Regions from separate parts of the Homo sapiens genome. Here region 1 is linked to region 2. Evidence: chromatin loops called from intact Hi-C (ENCODE). Cell type or tissue: heart right ventricle. All regions are shown on one strand. Each heading gives the region's core, and the rest is flanking DNA. Links, peaks and the distances in the headings are about the cores only. Region 1 overlaps CSMD2 (CUB and Sushi multiple domains 2). Region 2 overlaps CSMD2 (CUB and Sushi multiple domains 2).

Region 1 (10,445 bases), core at 1,451-9,450, 52 kb before region 2:
CATAAACTTTCTTCCTCTGTCTGCAGCCCCTCTTCCTTTTCTGCCTTTTCAGGACACGGCAGGAGTCCTCTCCAGGGTAACTGGCATAGATGGCGGCAGGGCGAGGGCCTGAGTCCCAGCAGTAGCAGACACAGGCAAGGAGACGAACGAAGATGGGCACTGGGCACTGTGCTCAGGGGAGCCTACTTCCTGCCCCCTGGGGAACTGGGAACAAACAGATCACACCTGAGTTTGCAAAGAAAAAAGAGGCAGTGGGAGGGGAGGGGCCGGGAGCAGAGGAGGAAAAGCAAAGCGGCAAAGAAAAGAAGGCACAAGCGGGAAAGAGATGAGTCACCTCAATCTTCACTTTGATTTTTAATCTTCCCAGGTTGGGGATGGGGGTAGGTAGGGAATACGTGCAGCAGAACATGTATTTTTCTGTCTTTTTCCCTTGCAGGGCCAACTTCGCCATTAGACCTGGAGGCCCAGTGCTTGGGGGCCACCATACTTTTAGGAACCCAGGAAAACATTCTAATTTTAGTTTCTTTCAAAATCAGATGAAAAAAAAAAAATGACTAGGATAATAATGGCTCTGTAATAAAGAATCCAGGCTGGATTATATTCATTTTTGTAGTGACACAGTTGTGAAATCTCATTTTTGATACTTTTTTTTAATGGAGGAAGGGTTGGCAAACATCATCACACAGCCCTGTTCCCCCGCCCTGTTACTCACTGACCGCACAGGCCTCGTTGCTTCCTTAGTAGGGTGTTTATTTTAATTTCAGCTTTTCTCCTTGGCATTATTTAAAAAAAAATTACCATCTAGTCACTCATTTGCAATGTGTGTGTGTCTGTTCAGGGTGGCTCTTGCTTTCTTTATGCTCCAGCTGTGGGCAGAAGTGGTCAGAGGGGCCCTGCTGGAGACCTGTGGGCTGGGCAGTGGGTTCAGAGCCTGCTGGCAAGGGGCCAATGCTGAGGGCTGGCCAGATGTGGAGCCACCAACCCCAGCCGACCCGGAGGTGACAGCATGGCGCACACCAGCACCTGGAACCCAGCAGAACCCAGGTGTGGAGCAAGAGTGACTGTGTGGAGGTCAGCGGCATTCTTGTTTCTTTCTTACACTGTTCAATAATTCATGCAGTGAATCAGATTCATCACTGATCATCTCCAAGCCCCGATTTACATCATCAGAGGGGATTTTTCTTTTTCTCTTTTGCCTTCTATTGATAAGAGTTCTGAGAAGGAAAAAATAAAGATTGGGCATACAGATGAAACTTGAGGAGTAATTTTGGCATGCTAAAACAATCCCACTGGAATAAGGGGGAACCCTTATTTAAATGTTTGTTTTGGAGAGACGTAAAAAGATGGGGAAAAGCTCTTTCCATAAATTGTTTGTATTCAGGAGCTGCATCTGCTGAGTCCCTGACTCACTCACCATCTGGGACTCAGGCTGAAACTGTGAAATCCTCCAGGAGTTGTGAGGCAGAAAGGGAGTAAAGCACGTCAGGGGCTGGGCAGTGATAATGACATTTGCTGCTCTTGTAACCCCCTCCGCAGGAACTGTCCCCACCATCTCTGTTGGTGGCCTTTGCAGGCACCCTCATAAAAGCCTGTTTCCTCGCTGCACTGCCATTTGTGTGTGGCTGGGAGAATCTGCCACGTGAGCGGCCATGCACAGGAGCGTGGGGAGGGAGCGCAACACTAGCCCTGGGTTTGGCTGGTGGCCCACTTGGCGGATTTTCCACCGCCCTCACTGGGAATCCCTACCTGGCTGGCTCTGTGACTCTTCTCCCCAGAGTCCTTCAGCACAGGACCTGAGAGGGGGCACCTGCCTATCCCCAGAAAGCGGGATGTGTGGGAGAAGACAGTTCTCAGAGGGGTGCAGCTTGGACATCGTGTTGGGGCAACTCCTGAAGGGTCATAGGTCCCAGAGGTGAGGGTGTCATCGAAGGAGGACACAGTGAGGAAGAGGCAGTGCCTTTTAGATTCATCAGTTCCTTCCCAGTGGGCCTGTCAGATGCATGCCTGTGTGCATGTATGCGTATGTGTGTGTGTGTGTGTGCATGACCGTGTACACGTGTGGGTGTGTCTGCCCCCTGTCTATATTTCCGGGAGCTCCTCCCCTCTGTTGTGCTCAATGTGGGGAATTTTGTAAGTAAACCTGCCTAGGCTATGGTGCTCAGTTGATGGGTCAAACACCAATCTGGATATTGCTGTGAAGGTATCTTTTTAGATAAAATTAACTTTGAAATCAGTAGACTTTGAGTCTCCATAATGTGTGTGGGCCTCGTTCAATCAGCTGAAGGCCTTAAGAAAAAGACTGAGGTGCTCCAAAGAGGAAGGAATTCCGTCTCTGACTGCTTTTGGACTCAAGATGACAGCATCAACTCCTGCTGGAATTTCTAGCCTGCTGGCCTGCCCTTTAGATTTCCACCTTGCCAGCCAATTCCTTAGATGAATCTCTCTCTCTAAATATATATTTATTTATATTTCTATCTCTATATAACATTTACATATAGCTCTACGGAGATGCGTATCTATATATAGATGGATAGGTATGGATATATCTTGATATGGGGTATATGTATTGCGTTTATAGTGTATGAATGTATATATATACACAATATACCTATATACACAGATATATGTGCATCTCTGTATAGCTCTACAGATCTCCAGGGCTTGACTTCGACCCAGAGGATGTATATATCCAGTTGGTTCTGTTTCTCTAGAGAGAAACAGACTAGTACATGCCGATGTTCTGCCAAGCCCAGGGGTGAGGAGCAGTTTCTGGAGCCAGTCAGCCTGGGATTGGATTTCGACCCCACCCCTTCTGAGCTGTGTGACCTTGCTCAAGTTAGTTTCTATGCAGCTCAGTTTTCTCATCTGTAATGGGGCTCCCACAAGCTTCTACCTCACAGGGCGTGCAGGGATTCAATATATTAGATCCACAAAGGGCCTGGTTCAGTGCCTGTTACACAATGATGCTCAATGCACAGCTCTCCTCTTACTGGGTGTGTCTATGTGGTGTGTGCGACTCCGTTGGGTGGAGCCCCTGGCACGCATAGGTCCCTGTCTGTGCTTGTCATGGCCTGTCTTCCTCCCACACCCCTGCTCACCGGCTGCTGGAGGCGGGGCTCTCGGTGGCGGTGGTGGCGGCCAGGCCGGGTGGCTATACTGCTGTGCACACTGTGCTGACTGTGAACTCCGCCTCGCTGGCCATGATGTCTGTGGGCTGGATGTTGCGGTCGTACATTGGGTTCTCAAATGTGGCCCGAACATTGGTGTTCTCGTGGCCAGCATAGCCATTGAAAGGAACTTTGGGTCTTCTCCTGGCGATAAAAGAGGAAGTGCCCACGGCATGAAAAGAGCGACACAGAGAGGCTTAGGGGTCTGGTGCGGGGGGCCCTGGAGGGAGAGAGGGAGGCCTGCCTGATGCCCGCCCTGCCTCCTTCCTGCACGGTACCTGTGCTTGTAGAGATAGAGCACGAAGCCCGCAATAATGAGGGCGATGAAAGGCACCAGGATCGCGGCTGCCACTGAGCTGCTGTTGGAAGCAAAGTGGCGGCCAATGGACTCGGGGTCTGACTCCAGCAGCCTGAGGTCTGTAAAGTCCCAAAGCAGAAAAGTCAAGTCACGAGACACAGTCTGAGGCTCCGTTGGCTACCCTCCCCGACTATACACTCTTGGGAAGCAGGGCTGCCACTCAGGGTGCTCCTCACTCCTGCTCAGCACGGGAGGCAGGTGTGCCCAGGGCTGCCCGCCTGCCTCCACGTGCACACTCAGTCCTTGGGGGCAGGGTCCTGCATGCATCTACCTTGTGCTGCTCAGATGGCACCCAGAGGACCATCCGCAGAGGAGCCTGAAACCATGGCTCAACAGAAACTCTTACAAGGGTGCAGCCCTTTAGAAGTCTCTAAAGTTCTTTTGGCTGTAGCAGCCTTTTATCAGATGAAACCTTACAGGCACAACAAAATATAAGACAGATGAAGGTGAAACTGTTCTGGTTGAAGCTGAAGCATCTCCTTCTGAAAGGCTGCCTCTCCTCCTTCCTCACCCTCCCCTGCAGACTGGGAAGGCTCAGAAGAACACAAGTAGAAACTGTGGCCCCAGTAGGCACCCTGCTAACTGAGGGGCTGGGGCTCTGAGAGGGGACAGGATGTCTGCTGTGGAGCCAGAACAAAAACTGTGATTTTCTAAGGCCTTTGCAGCGTGCCTGGCCATCTTGCAGTAGGTGAAGGGTGCTGTGTGGAAGACAGTGGTCTCAGTCCATGCAGCTCATGAGGGCAGAGCTGGGACAACTCCGGGGGAGGAGCAGTGTGGGTGGGAAAGGGTGGGAGCAGACCGTGGCTCAGTCCAGAGAAGCTTTCAGGAGCTTGGAGCCAGAGGACATGGAGTGGACTGCCTTGGCAGGCAAGGGCCCCGGCGATGGGAGGTGTCAGTGCCTGGGGTACAGAGAGGCTGTCACGCACCTGCGGCTGCCTCCTGTTTCCCCCTCCCCTGCTTCTGAGAAACCAGACCCCTCCCCCCACCAGAGTCTGAGGCTGGGCACCCAGAGGCTCTGGGCCAGGACAAGGCTCCAAGGTGTGGATGTTTGACATGGATGACAGGAAGCACGCTAGGTAAAGAGGCCAGGGAAGGACCAGGGAGGGAAGTGGCCTTAATGCTCAGTTTTCTTATCTGTAAAATGGGCACAAAACCAGTCTTCTAGGGCTGGGCTAGGGCAGAAACGACATCACAGTCAAGGCACCCTGAGAGCTCTAAGACACTCCACAGTGTCGTTGTTTGTTGAGGCAGGGGTGACACCCAGGGCTGGCTGGAGGGTGTGGCTGGGGGCTGTATCTAAGAGCCAATGTCCCTGGAGTTGGGGGCTCTCCTCTCCAGGTCTGAACAGGAAACTTTGTCAAAGGTTGAGTGGGTTATGCACATGTGTTTGCTTTTGGAGAGATATTCCATGGCTTTTGTCAGAATCTCAAGAGGCATCCCTGATCCCAAAGAGGCCAAAGCACCCCCGCCTCAGACTGTTCAACTTCCCCAGTCCTCTACCTGACCACGGCACACACGGTTTCTCTCCCACCCACCCGGGCCCACACTTCCGGGGGACAAGCACTAGTTACCCAGTCTTTGAAAGCCGAACTGCCCAAAGCCTTGGCCCTTGACAGAGCCTTGGTAGATGAAGGTGGCTCCGGAGGACTCTGACGAGACCTGTGATGGTGGGGAGCACAGAGAGCAGGTGGGAGGCTGCTGGAAGGATCTAGAACTCCTCTCTCATCATACACGCTGCCCAGCAGGTCACCCACTGACCTGCTGCTCTGACACACAGGGTTTGTTCTCTGCCCACACCTAGGCAAGGGTGGGTGTGACCGGGGAGCCCGGGGTGGGGCAGGGGCACCAGCTACATGTATGAGGTAGGAGGAAGATTTTATTTTCTACTGGTCAAATCACTTAATCTCTCTGTGCCTCAGTTTGTCATGTGCAAAATGAGAATAGTAACAGTACCTATGTCATAGGGTGGCTGTAAGGATTAAATGAGTTAATAAAGATGAAATACTTCAGAACACTTAATTTATAGGCCTTACATGCATGGTAGCTGTTATTACTGTGATGAAAAACCGCCTTTTGGAGCATTATGGAACACACAGAACCATGCTGAAAATGTCCCTTGCAGATTAAAGGTATTGGAGAGTTCGTCACAGTTCTAAGAGCTATTAATTTTTTAGGGGGCGTAGCTGGGGACATAACTCCTGCTACTGATGCTCATGTGACAGATGCAGACCCCCAAATGTGCAGTCTGGGGCCGCAGCGGCTGAGGGCATGCTGTGAGGATGCCTGTGCTCCTGGGTACTCCCAACCTATGCTCCATGGCTAGGAGCAGCCTCTGTCTGCCCTCCGCAGCTGTCCCCGCAAACACACCTTGCTGGCTATCAAAAGGCTCGACGCTTGTCTGGCGTCCTAGGCAGTAGCTCCAGCTGTTCCTGGCCCTCTGGATCCCCATCCTCATCTTCCCCTGGCCTGCACTGCTAGCTCCATGTCCCAACTTTGACCCTCCTGGATGGTGGAGTCTATTGTTCCTGCACAGCTTTTGGGCCACGATGATTGAAGCTGGCCCATACTTGGATTATGAAGGGGACCTACAGATACCCTTGGGCCTACCAAGGAACTACCTGTATGTGCCAGCCCCTGGAGAAGCCACTTGGTTCTCCTGATGTGTTTATAAAGCAAAGTCAACTATGCCACAGTCCTCCACCAGCTGGTCCTGTCCATGAGAATGCACTGTGACTCCCTAGCTCTCTGCTACTCTGGTCTACCATGACCTCTCGCTTCATTCTATCCTTTCTCTTCTAGCTCCAGCAATCCAAGACAGAGAAGTGGAGGACGTGGTAGGGGATGCTATGCTCAACTCCACTATGTGTGAAATAGGAAGGTATGGCCAGAGAAGTGTCACTGGAGATCCAGCTTCCACCTCAAGAAAGCCCTAGAATAGAATGTCTTTTCCACAAGGGAATGCAAGAAAGTCCTATCCCTCTGCCATGTCCTGGTCTCTCAAGCTGTGTTAATCACTCACAATCTGCATCCTCAAGTGTGAGGAGAAGTTCAATGTAGTCATGTGAGACTCACTGCCTTCTTCCAGCTCCCACCCACCACATTAATACCTTCAACTAGCCTGAATTCCCTCTGCCCCCAACCTCCATCCCTTGCTTTCTGTTCAAACAACAGAACTTACTCCAACTCTCTTGAATGTGGTGAACCTCTGGACTCTGAGTCTTCTGTCTTTTAAAATCTTTTCCTTTGCCTATTTCATTAGCAGATGAGGATCCTCTTGCTGCTCCTAGGCAGGGCCCCACAGAAAACCTCCTCCCAAGTTGCCAGATTGATCCTAGGGGTTTGCACACCCTTTTGTCCTCCTCTTCCCTGCCAGTGATCTGGGAGTCAGGGGAGGAGGTGAGTTTGCTGAACTTACATGGCCATCTAAAGCCCAGTGATCATCTTTGAACTTATTCATAAAGATCTCCACAGGCCCTGTAATCTGGTACACCTGGAGTAGGAGATGAAAATCTTCTTTCTTGTAAGTTCCTGGGAAATAAAGTTCAGGTGTTACACATGAAAGATATGGGAAAATTTCAAAACTCAAATTTGTGGGTTTGTGGGTGTAAGTTTCTGGATGGAATTTCATGTGTAGATGTTGATATAAACATTCTCCACATCCCTTTAAGTCGTAAGTGTAGTGTTGAGTGTGGGTTTGTGTAGGCTGAACGTGGTTATATGCAAGAATTATTAATATATGCATATGTATGTTAATAATTGGATTACCGGGTTGAGGTTGTGATGCTATTGACACAGGCATGTGTGAGAATATGATTTTGTCTTTTAATCTGTCCACTAATGCATAGATAGTTCAATGGGTGCAATAGTTCATGAGGTCCTGGGCATGGGAGCATGTGAACATGTCTATTATCATGTGTGAAATGAGCAAATGTCATCCTGCAGTTGCGTAGGTGTGTGCACGTATGAATGCGTAGATAGGATTTTATGTGGGGTTGTGCATTAATATGTTCATTCACTCACACATTTGCTTATCTATCCATCTATTCAACAAACACTTATTTTCTAAGGTACTTACTTTTTCTGATTATAGAAAGATTGAAAATTGGGAAAATTTTAGAAAATGCTGAGATGCATGAAGAAAAAATGATCTCTCCTGATCTTACTAAGAAATAACCACGTTACTGTAAATTATTCCTGTTTTCTTTCTTATGAATGTAATATTTTCCTTTAAAACACTGGAGTCATATTTTAAATACATTATAATGAATGCATTTCCCTCAACACTGGCATAATATTTCATCTAGTAGATATACTATCATTAAAATATCCATTTCTCTATTTTAGGGAAATTTTCTAGTTCCAGTTTTTATATACTACAAATGGCCTTGTAATGGGAACAGCCTTTATTCATAAATGTTTGACTCCCTCCGTATCTTCTTATGATAAAAATTGTTAGAAATGTAATTAATGGGTCCAATCATTTTCAAGGATCTTGACACAAATCGCCAAATTGTTTTCCCAGAATGGTACCATTTTAGAATTTGGCGTTCATGGCTGAACCCGACCTGCACTAAGTGTTATTGTTTAAAAACACTCTGAGTTGATGGTGTAAGTGGAAAATGACATTTTGAGTTTACTTTTTTTTTGATGATTGCTGAAAAATATTTTTTCTTTTGTTTGTTGACTGATTGTACTTGGGATCCTGGGAAGTCTCTGCCCCTATTTTTGGTTCAGTTTAGGGATATCAGTCTTTTCTCTTTGTTCATAAGAGTTCTTTATGTATTCAGGTTATTAATATTTGCCATTTAAACATTTCCCTTTAGTCCACAGTGCTTTATCATGTAAAGATGAATAGACACTTCCTCTTCCCTGACCACCAGACAAGTCTGAGCCTTGCATGACAGTATGATGCAATGCCATTAGGCTCATCCTTGCCAAGGGTGTGTGCCCATCCATCCTCCCGGCTTTCATAGAGGGGCCTGCTCCTTACCAGCCAAGTGCAGCTCCACGCCACTGTGGTCGATCATGGTGGCATTGACCTTGCTGTTGGCAACTTGGAAGCCAGTCACTCTGAGCATGGCTGGCTGCTTCTTCCCCTGGTATTCATAGGCCCCTTTCCACAGGGAATTCTTGGCAAAAACATCCCCAGGAACTAGAGGAATTGAGAAATAGATGTGAGAGGGACTTTGTGTGTGCTGCCAGAATTGGGGTAGCCTGATGACTGATCCCAGCCCACTCACTGGGATTGTTTCCTTTCCCCAATGTCTACCATGTGAGGAAGGTGGTAGAATGCTCTGGCCTCTTCTCGTCTTGTGTCTCAGAGTGGATGGATAGAGGGAACTGATAAATATCCACTCCCATGTTCATCGCAGCATCATTCACAATGTCCAAGATAGGGAAACAACCCAAGTGTCCGTGAATGAATGAACAAATAAAGAAAAGGGTATATATACATACACTATGGAATACTAGACAGCTTTTAAAAAGAAGGAAATTCTTTCATTTGCAGCAACATGTATGAACTGGAGGACATTATGTTAAGTGGAATAAGCCAGGCACACAAAGATAAATATCATATGATCTCACTTATATATGGAATCTAAAAAAGTTGAACTCATTGGAGTAGAGAGTAGAATGATGGTTACAGAGGCTGGGGCAGAGTGGAGGGTGATGGGGAGATGGTCAAAGGGTACAAAGTTTCCATTAGACTGGAGATATGAGTTTTGGTGATCTACTGCATGGCATAGTGACTATAGTTAATAAGAATGTATTGTACATTTCAAAATTGCTGAAAGAGTAGTTTTTTCGTTGAGATGGAGTTTTGCTATTGTTGCCCAGGCTGGAGTGCAATGGTGTGATCTCGGCTCACTGCAACCTCTGCCTCCCAGGTTCAAGCAATTCTCCTGCCTTAGCCTCCCAAGTAGCTGGGATTACAGGCATGCACCACCATGCCCGGCTAATTTTGTATTTTTAGTAGAGATGAGGTTTCACCATGTTGGTCAGGCTGGTCTCGAACTCCTGACCTCAGGTGATCCGCCCACCTTGGCCTCCCAAAGCGCTGGGATTACAGGTGTGAGCCACCACACCCGGCCAAAAGAGTAGATTTTAAATGTTCTCATCACAAAAAAATGATAATTAGGTGAGATGATGGGTATGTTAATTAGCTTGATTTATTTATTCCATAATGTATACATATAGAATAACATCACATTGTACTCTATAAATATGTTTATTATTTGTCAATTAAAATTAAAATATTTAAAAAGATATAGAGAGGGAACTAGAAAGGAGTGACAGAAGAAGGGAGGAGAAAAGGAAAGGTGTTTAAAAGATGGAGAAATGGAAGAGGGGAGAAGAGAGAGAAAACTGACATGTCAGTATAGCATGGTGAATTGGAACATGGGCAAATGAAGTCAGACAGACCCAGAGTCTAATCTTAGCTCTGTCACTTATCAGTTGTCTGATCATGTGCAAAAGCCTTGACTTTCTCCCTGTATAGGCTATGCCTGTATTCCTATACATGGTGGCCATCCCATCTACCTTATCAGGGTTATTCTAGGGGTTAAATGACTAATGTTGTAAATTGTATGTTACATGATGTTGCATGTGTAAAAGCACCTAATCAGTGATAGCTACTAAAATTGTCATTTATCCTTGTAATCATTCTCTATGGCAATTATTATGATCTCTATTTTACTGAAGCTTAAGAGGCGAAGCTCATTCGTCCAAGGACACAGCTGGTCAGTGACCAAAATGGTACTCAAATTGAGTTTCTGATGCCAAATCTAGCCTCGTTTCCTGCATAATACACATGTTAATGTGGTAAATAAAAGTAGAAGGTTCATGAAAGGATGTGATAGTCTCTAAGAATTTGGTATTGGTCAGGCCACATCTGCAGTCTGTGTCCAGTTCTGGATGTG
Region 2 (10,259 bases), core at 2,260-10,259:
TAAAAATTTTCTATGTAAAAGGGGAAATCAATACCAAAATTACAGAATTTCTAATAAATAATAAACATTTATTATTAGACTCTATAGGATACAATTAAAGCAGTGATCAGAGGAAATTTCATAGTCTTAAGCACTTATAGCAATAAAACTCAATAGAAATGAAAGAATGAAAATAAATGAATTAAATTCCTACTCAAAAGCTAGAAAATGAACAAAAATGTAAACCAAAAGAAATCACAAGGAAGGAAATAATAAAGGTGAAAACAGTGATTAATGATGCAGAGAACTGAAAACATTAGATCAACAATGCTTTCAGTTTTGAAAAAAAAAATAGCAATCATATATATATATATATATTTAAAACAAACCTCTAGCTAATCTAATTAAGAGACAGGGAGAAAGTCCATGTTGAATCTGAGCCCCATGACTAGGGAGAGTGGATGACATACTTACGCACACAGAAAGGGGTCTTGCCCGACCAGTGATGATCCTGCTGGCAGATGCGCACAGACATGCCGATCAGGCGGAAGCCAGCATTGCATTGGTACACCACACTGCCCCGGTAGCTGTAGTTCTCCCCATTGATGTGTCCGTTGACAATGGGCTCAGGAGTCCCACAGTGTCCAGCTTTGGTGAGGGATGGGGAAGAGAGTACATCGAAGAGGAGCTTATAGAAAATGGAGTGGAGCTTGGTCTGAGTGGCTAGAGACAGGGATGGTGGGGAAAAGGACCAACTATCCCACAACTCATTACTTTTCCCACCTCTCCCTGAGAGTAGCAATCTAGGAGTGACTTCAGGAACCCTCAGCATGACAAAAATAGTGTTGAGGACTTGGCACCCCAAATCCCAAGGTTGTACCCCAAATGGCCACTCACTTCTGAGCTTCAGTTTCTGTGTCTCTACACAGATGTGTGCAAAATGATCAGTTACCTCACTGTCCCCAGGATCATCCCCCACTTTTTCTTACCAACCAGATACAAAAAAGCCTTCTATAAAAAAACAAACAAACAAACAAGAAACGCCCCCAAAAACTCAAACTCAGGAGCATCTTTTTTTTTTTTTTTTGAGACAAGATCTTGCTCTGTCTGCCAGGCTGGACTGCAGTGGCACGATCTTGGCTCACTGCAATGTCCACCTCCTAGGTTCAAGGGATTCTCCTGCCTTAGCCTCCCAAGTAGCTGGGACTACAGGCATCCACCACCATACCCAGCTAATTTTTGTATTTTTAGTAGAGATGGATTTCACCATGTTGGCCAGGCTGGTCTCGAACTCCTGGCCTCAAATGATCCACCCGCCTTTGCTTCCCAAAGTGCTGGGATTACAGGCGTGAGCCACCACACCTAGCCTGGGCATCTTGTTTTTCACCGAGCATCTGCTGCATGGAGGGCACCATTGTCTACATTAAGGCAGTCAAAACCTGGCTGTGTTGAAACAACTATGTAAAAACAGATGGTTTGGCTAAATTCATCTTTCCTTCCTTCTCCTTGAGTAGCACCTAGGTGAATTCTTTTTATTATATGGGATTTGGGTAGAATATATTCCTGGCATTTCTACCAGCTTCCTTTGGCTCTCTGTGGAAATAACCTGTGACTGTGTCCTTAATGGGCCTGAGACAGTGGCAAGACAGCACTGTTCACCCCAGGACAGACCATTCAATCTATCCTATTAGGTTTATGTGGCTGGGGCCCTCTTTTAGACTCCAGGGGTCCAAGAAAGGTGTGAGAGGAGACAGAACCATAGAACCAGGGAGTGGATTAGCCATGGAGGAAATGATAACTTTGTCCTTTGGAAGCCAGGTTGTTTTATGTTTCTGTAATTTGCTTAGTATATATGTATAGATCTATATGTTGTGTGTAAAATTTGCTAATAGATAATATAAAAGGTATTTTAGGTGTGTTACAGGAATGCGTCTGCAAATTTGCCAAAAATGGAGACTGGGGCTTCACTCATTATACAAAGGCCAATAGGAAGGGATTGTCTTTCTAACCAGAATGAGAACCCCTCAAAAGCTTGTCTCTTTAGATCTGAGGTTCTTCTCCTTCTTTTGGGTGGCCCAGGAGAAGCTGTTCCAGGGTTTTAGTCATGCCTGATGGCCAATAGTTGGTGTTTGGATTAAGCATTTTATGTCAATAGGTGAAATGATACTGTTTAAAGACTGGATCTCAGCTTTGGAAAGATCTAATCTATCTCAAGGAGAAAAACTGGGCAGGATAGGCCTGCAGAGGTCACTTACCAAGGCAGCGGACTTCAGAGCCACTCCAGAGCCCATTGGCCATGCACTCACGCACCCTGGAGCCCACCAGTGTGTATCCGGAATTGCAGGAGAAGATGGCTGTTGCCCCGTAGACAGACAGTGTTCCGATGCGGTGGCCATTGGGGGGAATCGGGAGCTCTCCACAGGAGATGACTAAAATGATCACAAGATGCTCAGTAAGCCAGCCCCAAGAGGAGGGACATGGCTGCTTCTGCTTAGCAAGAACTGTGACAAAAATAAGACCTGTTTAACCTTACTCTGCTGGAATTCCTGACCAGAATATGGGTTGTGTTGCTGACTTGTGTGATGTGGCACCTCAACTGGAGGTGTCTCCAGAAGCCCCTGAAGGTTATTTAAAATGCCCGGCTCCACTGCAGGTGCCTGACTCACCAGCTTTGCAGATAGCGCCCTGGCCTGTGTATTTTTTTAATCCTCCTCAGGTGGCTGAGATGTGCACTGTGGTTAGGAAGAGATGGCGATTCTGTGGTATGCTCCTGAGTGCCCTGGGCAGACACTGCTAATCAATTTCCTTGCCCTTCTTTTCTGAGCCCAGCAGCCTCACACTCTTTGTCAACAGAGCACTGCTGAGAGCCTCTGGCTGATGTATGAGGTGAGGCCTAATCGCCAAGGCTGCACTGAAATGTGAGTGGCTGCATTGTAGTGAGGCTGCCAAACGCTTGGGACTACTCTGCCACATATGTGGTTACATCCCACTGTGCAGTCTGCACCACAGTGTGCAAAGACAACAGTGTCATGAATCACGGACATTGGCTTTTTTTTTTTTTTTTTTTGAGACGGAGTCTTGCACAGTCGTCCAGGCTGGAGTGCAGTGGCACAGTCTTGGCTCCCTGCAACCTCTGCCTCCTAGGTTCAAACAATTCTTTTGCCTCAGCCTCCCAAGTAGCTGGGATTACAGGTGGGCACCACCATGCTGGCTAATTTTTTTTTTTTTTTTTTTTAGTAGAGACAGGGTTTCACCATGTCGGCCAGGCTGGTCTCGAACTCCTGACCTCAAGTGATCCACCCACTTCAGCCTCTCAAATGCTGGGATCTATGCCCAACCTGGATCACAGGCATTGGAAGACACCATTTCTCCTCCTTCCCAGTTTCAAACTCCCACTTCTCACTGACCACTTCCTTCTACCTCTTTACAATCACTTGCCTCCTCTGTGACATCTGCATTGGTCACATAAATATGATGAGCATATCCCTATCGTAGTGCATGCTGCGATGAGCTACTCAGAGCCCCTTTTAGGACCGAGGGACTTATTTCCCCAGCTGCTGGAAAACAACCCTTGGCTGGCAGCCCTTTTCAGATTGCTGTGGTTGAGGAGTCCTCCCACCTAGGAAGGTCATGTCCCATTCCTAGGCCAGCCTGCATCCAGTGGCTGGTCAGTGTGGCAGTATAACAGTTCCCTTGCTCCAACTTGTGACAATTCTGAAGGGCCATCCAGAGCTCCCTGGGGGGTGAGCTAAGGCTTTCATGGATACTGCATCAGAGCTCAATTCTCCTTCTGCCCAGTCCTGCTTCCTTCCCTCCTTTCCCTTCTGTAGGTGGTGTTCTCAAGAGCACCCCCTAATAAGCCTCTGTCTCAGAGTGTCTTCCCAGAGATTCCGACCTTTGAAAGTGTATTAAAGAACCAAAGAAAAACAATTGACAATGGAGAAGGCAGGCAGGTTTAGGTGACCTGTCGCCTGTGCTACCCTCATTCCTCCTATATACACTCCCATTTCAGGTCTTATCGCACCACATTATCATCACTTCTTTATGTGTCTGCCTCTCCAGTAGACTATAAAGTCCTTGTGGGCAGGAACCAAAATCTTTTATCTTCAAACCTCTACAGTGTCTGGCATATAGTAAGAGCCTAAGAATATTAAAGAAATGAATTAGTGCATGCTCATCTGGACAAAAGCAGCTTTTGATAAGATGAGAAGATGCTAAGAAATACTTCCTTAAAGGAGTAAAGGAGTAGGCATTTTCCCAGCTCCTGATTCTACTAGATGAGAGTTTAAAAAGCAGTACACTGCAATCCCTGGTGATACCCCTTTTTCCCCCACCCCAGTTCACTCCATGCATGAGACAGCTTAGGTAGGAGGGACCCTGCTAAACTTGCCCACCCTCCCTTCCTGGGCTTACTTCGGCAGGTGGGCGTAGAGTCCCCGAGGCTCCATTTGCCATTGGCCTGACAGCGGATGACCCTTTGGCCAGTATAGTAGTAGCCAGGGTCACAGATGAGCATCAGCTGGGCCTGGAACTGATACTGTGTCTCAAAGATAAGCCTCCATCGGCCATGCTCCACGCTGATGCTACTGACATCAGGACAAGTCACAGCTGGGGAAATGAGGAAAAGAAAGGAGGATTAATTACTTGATTAATTCTGGAAGACCTTGTAAGAGCCCAGATCTAGGGACTTGGAGACCTTAATGCAATAATGAAGAATCCAGGAATCTTCAGTTCTCAGGCAGGTTTGGTAAATGAACAGGTGGGTTGGGTGGGGGATGTGGCAAACTGGGGAGTACAGTTCTGCTAAAAAATTAAAAATTAAAAAAGGGAAATAGTACTCAGTCAAGGTTGACTATTGAATGTTTGAGTTGCATTTGATTAGATTTTCATTTTTCAAGAGAAGACAGAAATCTGGATTTTAATGTAAAATTTCTTGATTTTAAAAGATTGTGGAGTAATTCAAAATTTGTTATAAAGCACCGTGTAGGCCAAAAAACAAAACAAAACAAAAACCTCTGTCTTTGGATGGGACATAGTCGAGGAGGTTGCCATTTTGTGATCTGGCCTAAAAGTTGTTGTTTTTAGAGCTTTGGAATCAAGGGACATTCATGCAAACTTTCTGACAGGTTTTCCATCTAAAAGGGAGTGGACCAGGCCATTCCTAAGTTCCATGGTGGTTTGTGGAAACATCTTAGGGCACAATGGTTATCAATGCTGAGAGCAGTTTCAGCACCTGCCTCCTCTTCTGAAATCCTCCAACCTCCATGTCCATGTTTTTTTTTTTTTTTCCCCCTCATTACTTTGCTTTTAGCTCACTCCTTGCAGGAATCTTTCCAGCTGCCTACCTAGCCCTTCCTTACACCCGCCTCCATTGCCCGAGGACTCACGGACACACTGTGGTGGGACATTGCGGTTGCTCCATAGGCCTGTGTCCAGACACTCTGCAGTGGCCTCAGCGCCTGCCTGGAGGTGGTAGCCTTCACTGCAGCTGTACATGGCCTTGGTTCCCACTGTGTACTCCTTGCCAAACACCATTCCATTCTTGGGGGCCTCAGGAAGCCCACAGGAAAGAGCTAGCAAAAGGAAAACAATGTCATGAGCATTTGTTTTAAGATGGTATTCTGAGAAACTATTTTTATCCTTCCTCCCCTCCCAAGGTCCTTTTATTAGTAAAAACTAATTAAAGGGTAAAGTATCATAATAAAAAAGAAAATGGGAGGATCATCAGCAGAAGAGTTTTTTCTTCTTTTTTTTTTTAAGTTTGGAAGAAGGAATAAAGATAGAAGTGCAAAGAAGCTGTAGCTCAAAATATATGGGAGGGAGCCTCAGGGTGAAACCAGTTCTCCGCCATCTGTTCCCACAAACACAGTGTAGACACATTCAAGTATCTACTCTCCAAACGAAAGAGAGAATTTTCTTTTCCACTGAGGGGGGATCTCTCTTAGGATGAATTAGGGCTGTTATGGTGGGAGTTGGCATCCCAGAGGAAAGCTCTTTTAATTCTAGGATTTATGGTCTCTTGGCCTAAAGGCTGCCCCATTGCCTACTCAGGTCTGCCACATACTCAACTCAACCTCTCACTGATAGGAGAGACTTTGTGGACCAAGATATCTGTATATAAAAATAACAAACGTAATCCACATCTCATAGCTGGAAAAATCAACCTGGCCCTTACTTTTAAAATACGATCAAGGATCATTATACATGTGAAGAAAATCAGCAGTGCGAACAAGACAAACCAAGATAAAGTTTAAAATAAATGTCCCCTTAGGAAACAGAGCTAATTTAGAAAACAGAAGATACACAATCTTTAAACTTCTGATCAGTAGTATCTTGAGAAAGTCAAGGTGACATACGGTACTCATAAAATAAAATCAGTGTGCTCTGAAGGAAAAAAAAACAAACAAAAAAAAAACAAGGACAAACTCTTTGAAATGAAAAATATGATTGCCGAAATAAGCATTATAGGATTAGAGATGAAAAGTAAATTTCTCAGAATATAGAAAAAAAAGAGACCGAAAATGAGAGAAAATGACAGAAAACACGGATCAATCCTCAATACAGAAGGTCCAGCATCCAACTGTTCAGAGCTCCAAAAAGAGAGAACACAAAAAGTGGATGGGATGGAATTATCATAGATGAAAATTTCTCAGAGCTGAAGAGAGACACAAGTCTTCAGATGGAAAGGGAGCCAAAGGAATGCAAAGAGAATCCCTCTTAGATTCACCATCACGGAATTTTGTGTATCTAAGAAGTCCAGAGACACACAGGCATTCCTCCAAATTACTAGAAAGAGGGAAAAAAAAATGACATAACTGTGAAGGAACGAGAATCAAACTGGCATAAGACTTCCCATCAGCAGTGAGTGTTCAAAGATAATGGAACAAAGCTTTAAACCTCTGAAGAAAATGATTTATAAACTAGAATTTTACCCAGTCAACTGACCAAACATGTGTGAGGGCAAAAAGATAGACACTTTCAGACATGTAAAGTCTCAGAAAATGCACCTCTTGTGAACCCTTTCTGAGGAATTTACTTAAGGATATACCCCATGAAAAAGAGGGTGAAAACCAGGAAAGGACAATATATGAGATATGAAAAATGACAGAACTAACTCAAGAATACAAAGAAAAGGAATCTCAAAGGGACAACTCAGGAGAGAAATGTTTGCAGCAACATGGCCAGGATTATTATTTTATAAGGAGTAGGGTCGACATTATGTTTATAGGAGGAATAGGAATTACTTAGGCAAGAGTAGACTGTTTGGTCTTTGAAAGAAAGTAATACTTATAAATCATCCTTGCTCTTTGACAGCTCAGGGGGTATTACAGATGGAAAGATTAATCCGTCAAAGTACCCACTACTGCCTCCATCCACTATCCCCTCTGGCTACTAGTCTAGAGCTCAGAACTTTTTCGCTTAGAGCCAGAATAAGCTTGGGCAGAGTCCCATTGAGATTGCCTAACAAGATGCTTGATGCTATAAGAATTTCCAGAACCAATAAGAGGCATCAGGCTGGGGCTCCATTATGAATGGAGGAGGGTAGACTGTTCAGAGGGAGAGAAGTTGGAATACCAAGATGGAAGAAGGATCTAAGTGTGGGACTTTCCAGAAGAGGAGGATCAGGAACACAGAAGGAATGAGAAATAAGAGAGTGTTTAAACATGAGACTCTTAATGACTAATCAGAAAGGCTATGAGCTCCTTCAGTGGAACTAGGTTAGCTAAGCTGTCATATTACATCAACTACCTGCCCAGCTTCCTTAAATCCTTTGGGAAGAAATACTTGGATCTCCACTGGTGTCTTGCATGGAGAGTCAATCCAGGGAGGGCAGTGAAGGAAGTGGGCGGCAGCCACTTCTCACAGGCCCTGGCCTGGCCTTGCTCTTGTAGATAACTAAGGGGACAGAAGATAATACTCCAGCCTGAGATACTAAAAGCCTGTGTCTCATGATCTCCATGCCAAAATGCAGTCCCCAAAACCCGGTGGTAAGAGGGACACTTCCTGTGGGTAGGAGGAGGAGGGGATACAATCACAAAGTATTTGAGGCTTGTGGTGGAATGAGATCTCTGAGGGAGAGAGACACAGGTGAGAGAGTGGGCTGGGGAAGGAGAGAGAAGGCATTAGGAGGCATAGAGTCTCTAAAGGAAGAGTGGAAAAGTCATGGTTTGGAAACAGCAGTAGAGAAGTGGAATAATGCCAGGCCCTTCCTGGCCCAGAATTCTGTGGGAAGTAGGAGGTGGGTGGAGGGGGATTAACAATCCACTTGAAAGGGCCACAGCATACGTGCTCTCAGAGGACAGCCATGGTCTCCATGGAGGGAGGAAGTGAAGACAGCCAGCTGGGTAGGGACTGAGGGTGTACGCTTGCTGGCCACGGAACTAGGATTCCAGAGAACACAGTGGGAGGCTTAGAGGAAGGGCATCAGTGGGAGGCAAGGGGTGCAGTGGGGAGAAGACATGCACAGTAGTATGGGGATGGGTCAACTGAAGTCTGGTGGAGGCTTAATTTTGGGTGGTGATGTAAGGTAACAGAAATGAGAGGCTTAGTAGGTTCCAACTGGCGCTCCGGAAAAAAGACTTGTCCTTGTTAATGCAGTTAGAGACGCAGAGACCAAAGCCAAATGCCATTTGCCATTTGTGGACAGCCAGTTCACTGTGACCTTTGCTTAGGGGTAGAGTAGATTATTAATAGCACATTGTTTTTGTTCTTTGAGAAAGCACAGGCACAGGCGAGAAGGTTGTGAGGATTAGAGATGAGAGATGTCATTAAAAAGTACTTCACCACTACTGGGAACCAAAGGAAAAATCAAATAGCAATGTGATTTCCTGTTTTTGTCTATGTAGTTGGCAATGTTTTCTTCTTTTTTTAAATGCAGTGCCTAACGTTGAGACTGTGGGAGAAAAGACAGTTCTCACATGCTGCTATACATGAGGACAAACTTTCTGGGAGGCAATCAGTATCGACAGCTGTCAATCGCATACGTTATGATGCGAGAATCTCATTTCTGAGAATTTGCCTTAAGGAAATATGTAATATTCATAAAGATGGAATTATAAGTTTATCGTCACAAAGAATATAGAAATCCAAATGACCAACAAGAGAATGATACTTAAATGAATGACAATTTTCTCATAATGCTGTGCAACTATTGAAAATAATGGTGACGAAGTATAATATTAACAATAGAGTCCAGGCGCGGTGGCTCACACCTGTAATCACAGCACTCTGGGAGACCGAGGTGGGCGGATCACCTGAGGTCAGCAGTTTGAGACCAGCCGGACCAATATGGTGAAACCCTGTCTCTACTAAAAGTACAAAAATTAGCCAGGCATGGTGGCGGGTGACTGTAATCCCAGCTACTCGGGAGGCTGAGACAGGAGAATTGCTTGAACCCAGGAGGCAGAGGTTGCAGTGAGCTGAGATCATGCCACTGGACTCCAGCCTGGGCGACAGAGGGAGACTCTGTCTCAAAAAATAGTATATAGTTAAATATACTTCCTCACCATGATTTTCAGTGGTTGCACAGCATTATGGGAAACAAAATCTATAAGAGCTTTGTACACGGATGATCCTATTTTTATAATCAATACATAAAAGACCAAAGGAAATGTGCTGAAATGTTAACAGTGGTGATCTCAGGTTTATTGTTCATTTTCACTTTTTTTCTTTTGCATTATCTACCGTTTTTTTTTTTCTTCTTCAGATTTTTAGTTTGAATGTATATTACTTGAAGGGAAAAAACTGTCATAAATCATAAAATCATAAATCATAAAAGGTAATGCATGCAAATTGACTGACACATTTCAAGTGTTTGATCAACCCACTTGCTCTATGAGCCGGAACCCAAGCATCCCCTCTGCTGGGAGCCCTCCCCAGCTGGCCAGGAGGAAGCAGATCCTTTCTCACCTCTGGGCTCCCACAACACTGATTATGCTCCTGACACGACACTTCCTTCCTCTGCCACTTTGCATTGATGTGCTCACATACCCATCTCCCCCATGGATCTCAAAACACTGAGATTGCTACGCACTACAGATCTTGTAAATGCTTGTGGAAAGAATGAAATAATTATCAAAGAGGAAACCCACATTTGGAAGTGACTAGTCCTGGGACAAACCCAAGATATGAGTTGGATCCGAGCTACCTTGTGACCCCCTTTCCACCTGCTTCTCACCTTGACAGAGAGGGATGGCTTCGCTCCACAGGTGGTAGCCCTGGGGGTGCCGGGTACAGATGGCCATGCTGTGTCCCACCAGGCGGTAGCCGGCGTTGCAGCC

What was found. A loop is a pair of places that touch in the nucleus more often than their neighbours do. Peaks named below come from ENCODE experiments on the same cell type or tissue, not always from the same donor. Only the 100,000 strongest peaks of a DNase experiment are listed, where the experiment ranks them.
Region 1: a loop joins it to region 2, with 2.2 times the contacts of the local background. A loop is called at or near these places in 4 of 110 quality-filtered maps.

What each region holds. Positions count from the first base shown.
Region 1 is chr1:33,516,367-33,526,811 of GRCh38, forward strand. CSMD2 (CUB and Sushi multiple domains 2) reads right to left here. Exons shown (of 71, transcript NM_001281956.2): 66 at 8,516-8,677; 67 at 6,941-7,053; 68 at 5,097-5,184; 69 at 3,446-3,584; 70 at 3,099-3,311; 71 at 1-204. The coding sequence ends at 3,152. Among named protein-coding and RNA genes, the nearest start is that of ZSCAN20, 49 kb to the left of the region's middle. RefSeq lists an enhancer at 3,223-3,759. In heart right ventricle, for the core only: no CTCF peak of the experiment used is centred there; no DNase peak of the experiment used is centred there.
Region 2 is chr1:33,567,140-33,577,398 of GRCh38, forward strand. It overlaps CSMD2 (CUB and Sushi multiple domains 2), which reads right to left. Exons shown (of 71, transcript NM_001281956.2): 49 at 10,157-10,259; 50 at 5,367-5,552; 51 at 4,393-4,587; 52 at 2,235-2,408; 53 at 454-702. Among named protein-coding and RNA genes, the nearest start is that of ZSCAN20, 100 kb to the left of the region's middle. RefSeq lists an enhancer at 7,020-7,189. In heart right ventricle, for the core only: a CTCF peak has its summit at 5,437 (motif pointing right); a DNase peak (open chromatin) is centred at 8,502; H3K27ac peaks cover 4,878 bases.